2 separate regions of the Homo sapiens genome follow, and region 1 is linked to region 2. The links are chromatin contacts, found by Hi-C in ENCODE. All regions are on one chromosome and are shown on one strand. Each heading gives the region's core, a stretch centred on a gene start or an enhancer-like site at or near the end of the contact. The rest is flanking DNA. Distances are from core to core; before and after follow the strand shown. Region 1 holds the start of GKAP1 (G kinase anchoring protein 1). Region 2 holds the start of NAA35 (N-alpha-acetyltransferase 35, NatC auxiliary subunit).

The links. Hi-C counts contacts between places; a loop is a spot of excess contacts on that map. Pooled maps may share reads with other maps.
Region 1: a map of B cell shows a loop between it and region 2 (8-fold over the local background). The contact joins the promoter of GKAP1 here to the promoter of NAA35 in region 2. A Hi-C loop is called at or near these places in 3 of 168 maps with a recorded cell type or tissue (B cell, CD4-positive, alpha-beta memory T cell and naive thymus-derived CD4-positive, alpha-beta T cell) and 9 of 50 pooled maps.

What each region holds. Positions count from the first base shown.
Region 1 is chr9:83,816,165-83,820,118 of GRCh38, forward strand. GKAP1 (G kinase anchoring protein 1) reads right to left here and starts at 1,605. Exons shown (of 13, transcript NM_025211.4): 1 at 1,353-1,605; 2 at 832-963. LOC101927552 (a long non-coding RNA gene) reads left to right here and starts at 1,502. Exons shown (of 6, transcript XR_001746793.2): 1 at 1,502-1,563; 2 at 2,237-3,954. RefSeq lists a silencer at 980-1,799.
Region 2 is chr9:85,938,815-85,942,674 of GRCh38, forward strand. It overlaps NAA35 (N-alpha-acetyltransferase 35, NatC auxiliary subunit), which reads left to right and starts at 2,332. Exons shown (of 23, transcript NM_024635.4): 1 at 2,332-2,459; 2 at 3,341-3,469. The coding sequence starts at 3,346. RefSeq lists a silencer at 2,236-2,915.

The DNA of each region.
Region 1 (3,954 bases), core at 355-2,854, 2.1 Mb before region 2:
GGCAACAAGAGCAAAATTCCGCCTCAAGAAAAAAAAAAAATAGGGTTCACAATCAGCAAGTGTGAAGTGCATACTAAAACTCTGCTCCAAACACACTTACTGTAAGTGATGTAAACCCAATGGGTATGCCCCAAACTCCATTTTTTTCTCATAGTTAAGTACTGAGATCCCTCTCCAATCTGCAGCTCCCACTTTCTGCAGGCCAAGAAAGTTAAACAAAAAATACAAGCAGGTACTCAGTGAGGACCTGAGGGATTCTCCCACGAGTAAAATACATCTATTTTCACACAAGGTTCTTTTGGTCAACTTCTGGGTTTTGCTCTTACTCCAGAATTGAAGCTACTATAGTGTTATAAATCTGTTGAGAAAAGAAATCTAGACTTCTATGAAGATTTTTAATATTTTAATTTGCCAAAAAGCTTCTCAAATATTTTTATAGCTACAAGTCACATTTATTAAATGATTCCAGTTACAATCCCAAGCACATTTACTACACAACAGACAATGCTAAATGGTGAAGAAAAGTGTCTCCGGCTTTTTAGTGTAAGACAGACGATCTTTCATTAGTTCTTCTAATGAAAGCACTTGCATCTACTCTGAAAAATCTGGCGAAGGTAAAGAGTGAAAAAGAGGAGGAAGAGAAAAGGCAATCAGCCAATTTGATAAACTATTTTTGTCGTTACTGTTCAATATTTATGAAGCACCTTAATGCTAGAGATCTGACAAAAATTCGGTAAGGCTGTTCCAAACAATAACAGAAAAAAAAATCACTTTTCAATAGCTGGCGGGGGAGGAGGAGGAGCACTATATTCAAAAAGTAATTCACTATACCTCATTCATGAATGAAAGCCAAATTTCACCCATAGGCTGTTAACCGATGCTCCGAAACTTATTCGCAAAGTACATAGAGAAAGAAATTGCGCTGGGCGAAACCTAACTCGGGCAGAGAAGCGGCTTCAAAACCTGAAAGGGAGAAAACGAGTCAGGTCGTTGCTCCAGAAATTTCCGAGCGCCCGGCTCCCCGGGAGGGAGCGCGGGCGCCAGCGGCGGGGAGGGGACGGTGGCACCTGTCACTCGAGCGGCCCCCACGGGGTCTCGGGAGGCTCAGCGGTCGCCGGCCTGGGAGTCGGGTGCGAGTCCCTCCCCGCCGCCCCGAGCCTTGCGCCGAGCGTCGGGCCGCGGCCCTCCCGTGCCCTCTGCCCAGCGGCTCCGGTCAGTGGGGCCCGTCGCCTCAGGCCGAGTCCCCGCCACCCGAGGCCGGGGCGCCGAGGGGAGCGCTGTCGAGCCGCTGCCTACGCCTCCGGGGTGCCGGAGCGGACACCCGCGAGGCGGGCCCGCCTCCGCGTACTCACCGGGCCTCCCGTGCCGCCGGCTCGGCCCTCCTCTCCCTCCTCCCCCCGCCGCCGCCTCTCCCGCGGCTCCCCGGGCGGCCGCACTGGGCGTTGGGACTGGTCTGGGTCAAGTGTCGGCAGAGCTGGGGGCAGGCTCGCGCCGGGCGGGGGTCGCGGTCGGCCCACAGGCTGGGCACTAACGGGTCCCGGGGCGCCGGGGCGGACCGCGGAGGTGAGCGCGGCTGCAGGCTGCGGTGAGGGGCGGGGAGAGCGCGGCTGAGAGCAGGCGGGCGGGCGGAGGGTGGAGGGAAGCCCGGGCGGAGGAGGCGGCGTGAGAGCCTCGGGGCGGGGGCGGGGGCGGGGGCGGGGCCTGGCGCGTCCGCCGAGCGCGGGGGTTTGTTTATTTTCGCGGTTGGTAGCGGCGCTGGCGCTGGTTAGAGGTTCGCCGGTGACGTGAGCGCCCGAGTTGGGGGAGAGGACCAGAACCACCTGCTGGAGAAGGGGAGCTACGGGGGCCGGGCAGGGTCCAAACGCCTCACGTAGGCGGCGGCGCCACGGTCTTCGGGGTCACAGGGAAGAGAAGGGCTCTCCTCAAGCGGGTGGAAGGAGGGAGGCCTCCCGAGGGAGTGAGACTCTAGGCCACTCCCCCGCAGCAAGGCAGGATCACCTGCGACGCGGAGAGCGGTTAGAGGGCCCTGGAGTGGAAAAGGGCAGTGGGACCTGGTAGCTTGGGTTCCCTGCAACTTGGGGTTCGACCTCCAGGCAATGAAGTAGGGATGGTCCTGCAAGTCAAGATTCCAGTAGCAAGAGTGCATCAGATCTCTGTAAGGAAAATAACTAACATTGCTCAGTTCCCTGTAGAGTTGCAGGGCGCTTTAACGTTATCTCCCTTGGTTCTCCATCAGGTCGTAGTGGACTAATTTTACAGGCGAAGTTAAGTGACTTACCCAAAACCTCACAGCTAATAAACGGCAGAGCCGGCACCCAGCTGTACTGGCTTCCAATTCTGTTAGCTTACCAGCGCATCACATTATCTCCATAAATCCCCATGATTCAACTAATATTAGACGCCCCACAGGTAAGATGCTTCAGAGTTAGAGGGGAGTTGAAGATACCTTTGCCTTCAAAGAAGTAAGGAATAAAACAAAGATAAAACAGACAATAAAAGACAAACCATGATAGGTGCCACGTGAAAAGTGGCAGAGTACTGCCGGGAATCAAAGAACCGTGTATATCTGTCTTGGGGATAAGGAAAGAAAGGCAGCATGAAGGAGTAGGCATTTGGGATTGACCTTGAAGGAGACAGGGAGAGTTTTACAGCAAGCAGGGATAGCATGAGAATATATATGAAGGCGAATCAGTGAAAGTTGTGTTGGGGAAAGAGCAAAGACTCCAGGGTATGTTGAGAGGTAGAAAAGACAAAGGAGTATGGGGCCTAAGATACCAAATGGATGAATTTATATTTAATTCAGTATTTTGAGTTTTTATGGTTCAGAAGTTTGGGGGAAGAAAAGGAAGGTTTTTTTTTTTCTTTGTGCTAGTGATTTATCTGTGAGGGGAAGCAGAAATCAGAGGTGGAAAAACGGACAGATCTACTGTAGGCCAGGTAAAAATGATGAGTCTGACCTAAAGGGACAGCTAGGGGAATTTAAAAGAGCATAGTTGAGAGATGATGTGCATGCAGTATCTATAGAATTTGGCAACTGATTGATTAATTGTGGGTAGGAAGAGAGAAATCAAAGAAAGTGGAGGTTTTGAGTTTGTAGATAATTGCAAGAGAGAAAAGAGACAATTACAAAGGAGAGGGAGCTACTTCTTGAGAGATCAGTTTAGATTTGGACATTTTAAGAATTCAAAGGGTTGTCAAGACAGCCAGAGAGACATGGACACTAATAAGTTAGAAATAAAGGTTTTGTAATATGGGAAAGAGGACTGAACTAGAAAATAGACTCATAAATAATCAGCCTAGGAGTGATATTGCTGTGAGATAAAAGAAGAAAACAAAGGTCAGAATCTTGGAAAACACCCTCTTTAGAGTCTCGCTACTCAAAACGTGGTCAGTGGCCCAGCAGCACTGACATGAGGATGTTAGTTAGAAACTCAGAATCTCAGGCTCCACCCCAGACCTGCTGAACCAGCATCTTCAACTTAACAAGAACCCGAAGAGATTTGTGTCACATCAAAAAGTTTGAGAAGCTCTGATCTAGGTGAGCCAAGCCAGCAAAGAAAGGGGATGGAGCAGAAAATGGGAGGAGAATAGGGTAACGCAGAATCATCAAGACAAGGTAAATTGGAGTTTCACAAAAACAGGGCTGGAAGGAGTGTTGCTCAACAATATCCAAAACCACAGAGGTTGAAAAGCACAAGGAAAGAAGGTATGTTTGCACTTTGTGATTAGGTAGTAGGGTCTTTGAGACCACATTGTTCTTATTGAAAGCCTGGGAAGAAAGATCCCCTTTCTGGTCAAGTTTAGTCTAGGGATCCATCCCATCTTCCCCAGTTCCCACGTGTATGGGACATGTCGAGATAAGTAGATAGATTGGACAGTGGGAGAAAGTAGTTCTCTTCCAGTTGCTTCTATTTTCTCAGCAAAGTGAGGAGCAAGATCATTTTGGCAGACTGC
Region 2 (3,860 bases), core at 1,082-3,581:
AGCATATATGTTTCTACTTTATTGTAACTCTTTTCTACATTCTCATCCTCAAATGTATTTAGTGAGTACCTACTATAGGCCAACCACTTCCCTAAGTCCTGGCGACACAGCTTTGATCAAAACAGGCAAAACTTCTGCCTTTGGGAAATTATTCTGTAAGAGAGATATGCATTCTTAATTTTTAAAGTTTTTTGAGACAGTCTTGCTCTGTTGCCCAGGCTGGAGTGCAGTGGCATGATCTCGGCTCACTGCAACCTACACCTCCCAGGTTCAAGCGATTCTCTTGCCTCAGTCTCCTGAGTAGCTGGGAGTACAGGTGCACGCCATCACGCCCGGCTAATTTTTGTATTTTTAGTAGAGATGGGGTTTCGCCAAGTTGACCAGGCTGGTCTTGAACTCCTGACCTCATGTGATCCACCCGTCTCAGCCTCCCAGAGGACTGGGATTACAGGCGTGAGCCACCACGCCCGGCCATTTAAAAATTTTTTAAACCAATTTTTGTGAAGTTCGGTTTACAAACAATAAAATGTACACATTGTAAGTATATACTTCAGTGAAATTTTACAAATGTATTCACCCACACAGGCACTACCTTAATCGAAAACAGAATATTTACATCACTTCAAATCAAGCTCTATCCAACTTAGTCTCTTCTTGAGCCCTGAGCAGCCACTAATCTGTCTTCTGTCACTATAGATGTCTTTTAAGAGCCTGGGGTCTCACTTGGGGAATCATACTCTTGCATTTGATTTCTTACTCTGTCGCCCAGGTTGGAGTGCAATGGCACCATCTCGGGTCACAGCAACCTCTGCCTCCTGAGTTCAAGGGATTCCCCTGTCTCAGCCTCCCAAGTGGCTGGGATTACAGGCGCACGCCACCATGCCTGGCTAATTTTTTTGTATTTTTAGTAGAGACAGGATTTCACCATATTGGTCAGGCTAGTCTCCAACCCGACCTCTCCACTGCCAGCCTCCCAAAGTGTTGGGATTACACGCATGAGCTACCAGCTACCAAGCTCAGCCTGATTTCTTTTACTCAATATATTTTTGAAATTCATTCATGTTGTATGTCAAGTAGTTTATCCCTGTTTATTGATAATTACATTCATTACATTGTATGGATATGCCACAAATTGTTTTTATTCAACAGTTGATGGACATTTGGGTTGTCTGTAGTTTTTGATGATTAAAAACAAAGCTGGGCCAGGCACGGTGGCTCATACCTGTAATCCCAGCACTCTGGGAGGCTGAGGTGGGCAGATCACGAGGTCAGGAGTTTGAGATCAGCCTGACCAACATGGTGAAACCCCATCTCTACTAAAAATACAAAAAACAGCCTGGTGTGGGGGCAGGCGCCTGTAATCCCAGCTACTCGGGAGACTGAGGCACGAGAATTGCTTGAACCTGAAAGGCAGAGGTTGCAATGAGCCGAGATCAGGTCACTGCACTCTAGCAGGGGCGACAAGAGTGACACTCTGTCTCAAACAAAAACAAAAACAAAGCAAAACAAAGCTGGTATGAACATTAACGTACAAGCCTTTGTATGAATATGTTTTTGTTCCTAAGTAAATTCGTAGATTACTGGATCGAATGATAAGTATATGATTATAAGGAGAGATTGTTAAGTTTTCCAAAGTGGTTGTACCATTTTGCATTACCACCACCAACATAACAGAGGTCCAGTTGCTCTGCATCCTTGCCAACATTTGGTATTATCTTTTCCATCTTTTAATTTTGGGCCATCCTAAAGAACAGGTGGTGATAAAGATGTGCTTCTTACCTGCGCCCGTCTATTTATGTAACCCCATTTAAAAACTGATCATTTTATTAATAAATTAAAAAAATCTAAAACATATAAGAATCTGAAATTAAATGTCTGGCTTGACTTTGCAGATATTTTGAATCTATGTTTCCTCACGAAACTCCCAGGCGCTGTATAGGAAACATAAATCCGTTGTCAGGCAGCAGTAGCACGCTGTTGCTCTCGGAGCTTGGCTGCTCGTTCGTGCTCGCAACCACTAAGGTCTACGCAAACCTCCACGGTTTCCTTCCGCCTTCGCGTCACCTTTCTAAGAAATTCCCAGAGGGCAGCGCAGACGGGGCGGGCTCTGAGACTCCGGGCTCCGCCTCTTTCCGGGAACCGCCCACTACCCAGGACTCCGACAGAGGGTGAAAAAAGATAACTTCCGGTCTCGCGATCGTCTCTAATCTCGCGAGAAGAGAAGGCGGCCGCCATCGGCCGAACGGAGGCGGTGGCGAGGGAGGGGGTGTGGCCGGGGAGCGCGAAGTCCCCGGGAGTAAGGGAGAGGGGGCGGGGTCGCGCGTCCCGGGCATACGCATGCGTGCACGCTGCCGGTCGGGCTGGGCTGAGAGGGGAGGGGGCGGCGGCGGCCGAGGCGGCGTCGTTATTTCCGTGGTCCGGACAGTGCGTGGCGGCGCGGGTGACCACGGGAGAAGTAGGTAGGGACCGCCCCTGCGTAGCCATTGAAACCCTCTCGCTCGTGTGTCCGAGAGCCGCAGCCCCCCGCGCGTGTGGCAGATCCTGGGGACCCCAGGTCACCCTGCGGCCCCGGCCCTCCCGCTGCGCGTCAGGTAGGAGCGGCGGGCTCCCCAGTGCCCGCTGTCGGCCGAGGCCCCACTCTTGCCCGGTGTTGCCGAGGCGACGACCCGGCGCCGGACGTGCCCGCCCTCCCGCGCGGCGACAGCTCTGTCCTTGCTTATGCGCCCAGTGGGACCGGGGCTGGGCTGGGCTGACCCGGGCAGGGCGGAAGGGAAGCGTGTGCCCGCCTCAGGTGTGCCTCGGCCCTAGGCCCGGCCGGCGGGACCCTGCGGTGCCTGCCGGCTCCTCATTGCTCCCGGCGAGGTTCTGCCTGGGTCCGGGCCGGCTCTGGCCCGGGAGAGGTCCCAGCGAGCTCTGGCCAGATGAAGGGCTACCTTGATTGACTTCGGTAGCTGCCGCATGGGGTCCTGGGCTGCGAGAGGGGACCCTGAATAGTGCCTTGGTCTTTTGTGGCTATTATTGAAAGTTGGAAGCTCTGGAGTTGTTCTTTTCGGGCCAGAGGTGAGATGGTTTGTGATTTTTCTTCTTAAACAGTAGGAAGGCAAAATGTTTATGGGCCCTGGTAGGTGGTGGGCTAATAGTAAGCAGCAGGAGTGTTAATTGACGTGCGATTTGATTGCATTAAGGTTATTCTTTGCAGTACTGTCCTTAGACTCAGAAGAGTTCTGCTTTAAAGAGTTTAGTTAAGACTTCATCCTATGCTGAAACAAACACCCATTTCTGCAAATACTCTTGCCCTGAAAGCTACATCCTCTCTCTTACATCAGTATTAATTTTACAGGCATAATGGTTATGAAAGCTTCTGTAGATGATGACGATTCAGGATGGGAGCTCAGTATGCCAGAAAAAATGGAGAAAAGCAATACAAACTGGGTGGACATTACCCAAGATTTTGAAGAAGCTTGTCGAGGTGAGTCTGATTTTTGGATTAGAAGTTCAGCATCTGGAAGGGGTAGAATGACGATTGTGCTTTCTAAACTTACCTCATTAGATGAAATCAACAGGTAAATGTGGTTTGTTGAGTTTGTTAGCCACACTTATTCTGTATCCTCTAATTTTAACTTTAAAGCAAATGTATATTTGATACAGCATTAAATACAGATGTTGAGGCAGTATTTTAAAATTGAATTTTTCTTGCTTTAACAGGTTAGAGAGAGCAGTAATTTCTAACTGTGGAAAACACTTTGTTAATCTAAAAGATAATAGTATTTTTGTATGTTTGAGGTTTCAGTATGATCAGATCACATCATTCCTTGTTTAAGATTGTCCAGTGGCTTCCTGTTGCAGGTAGAATAAAATCC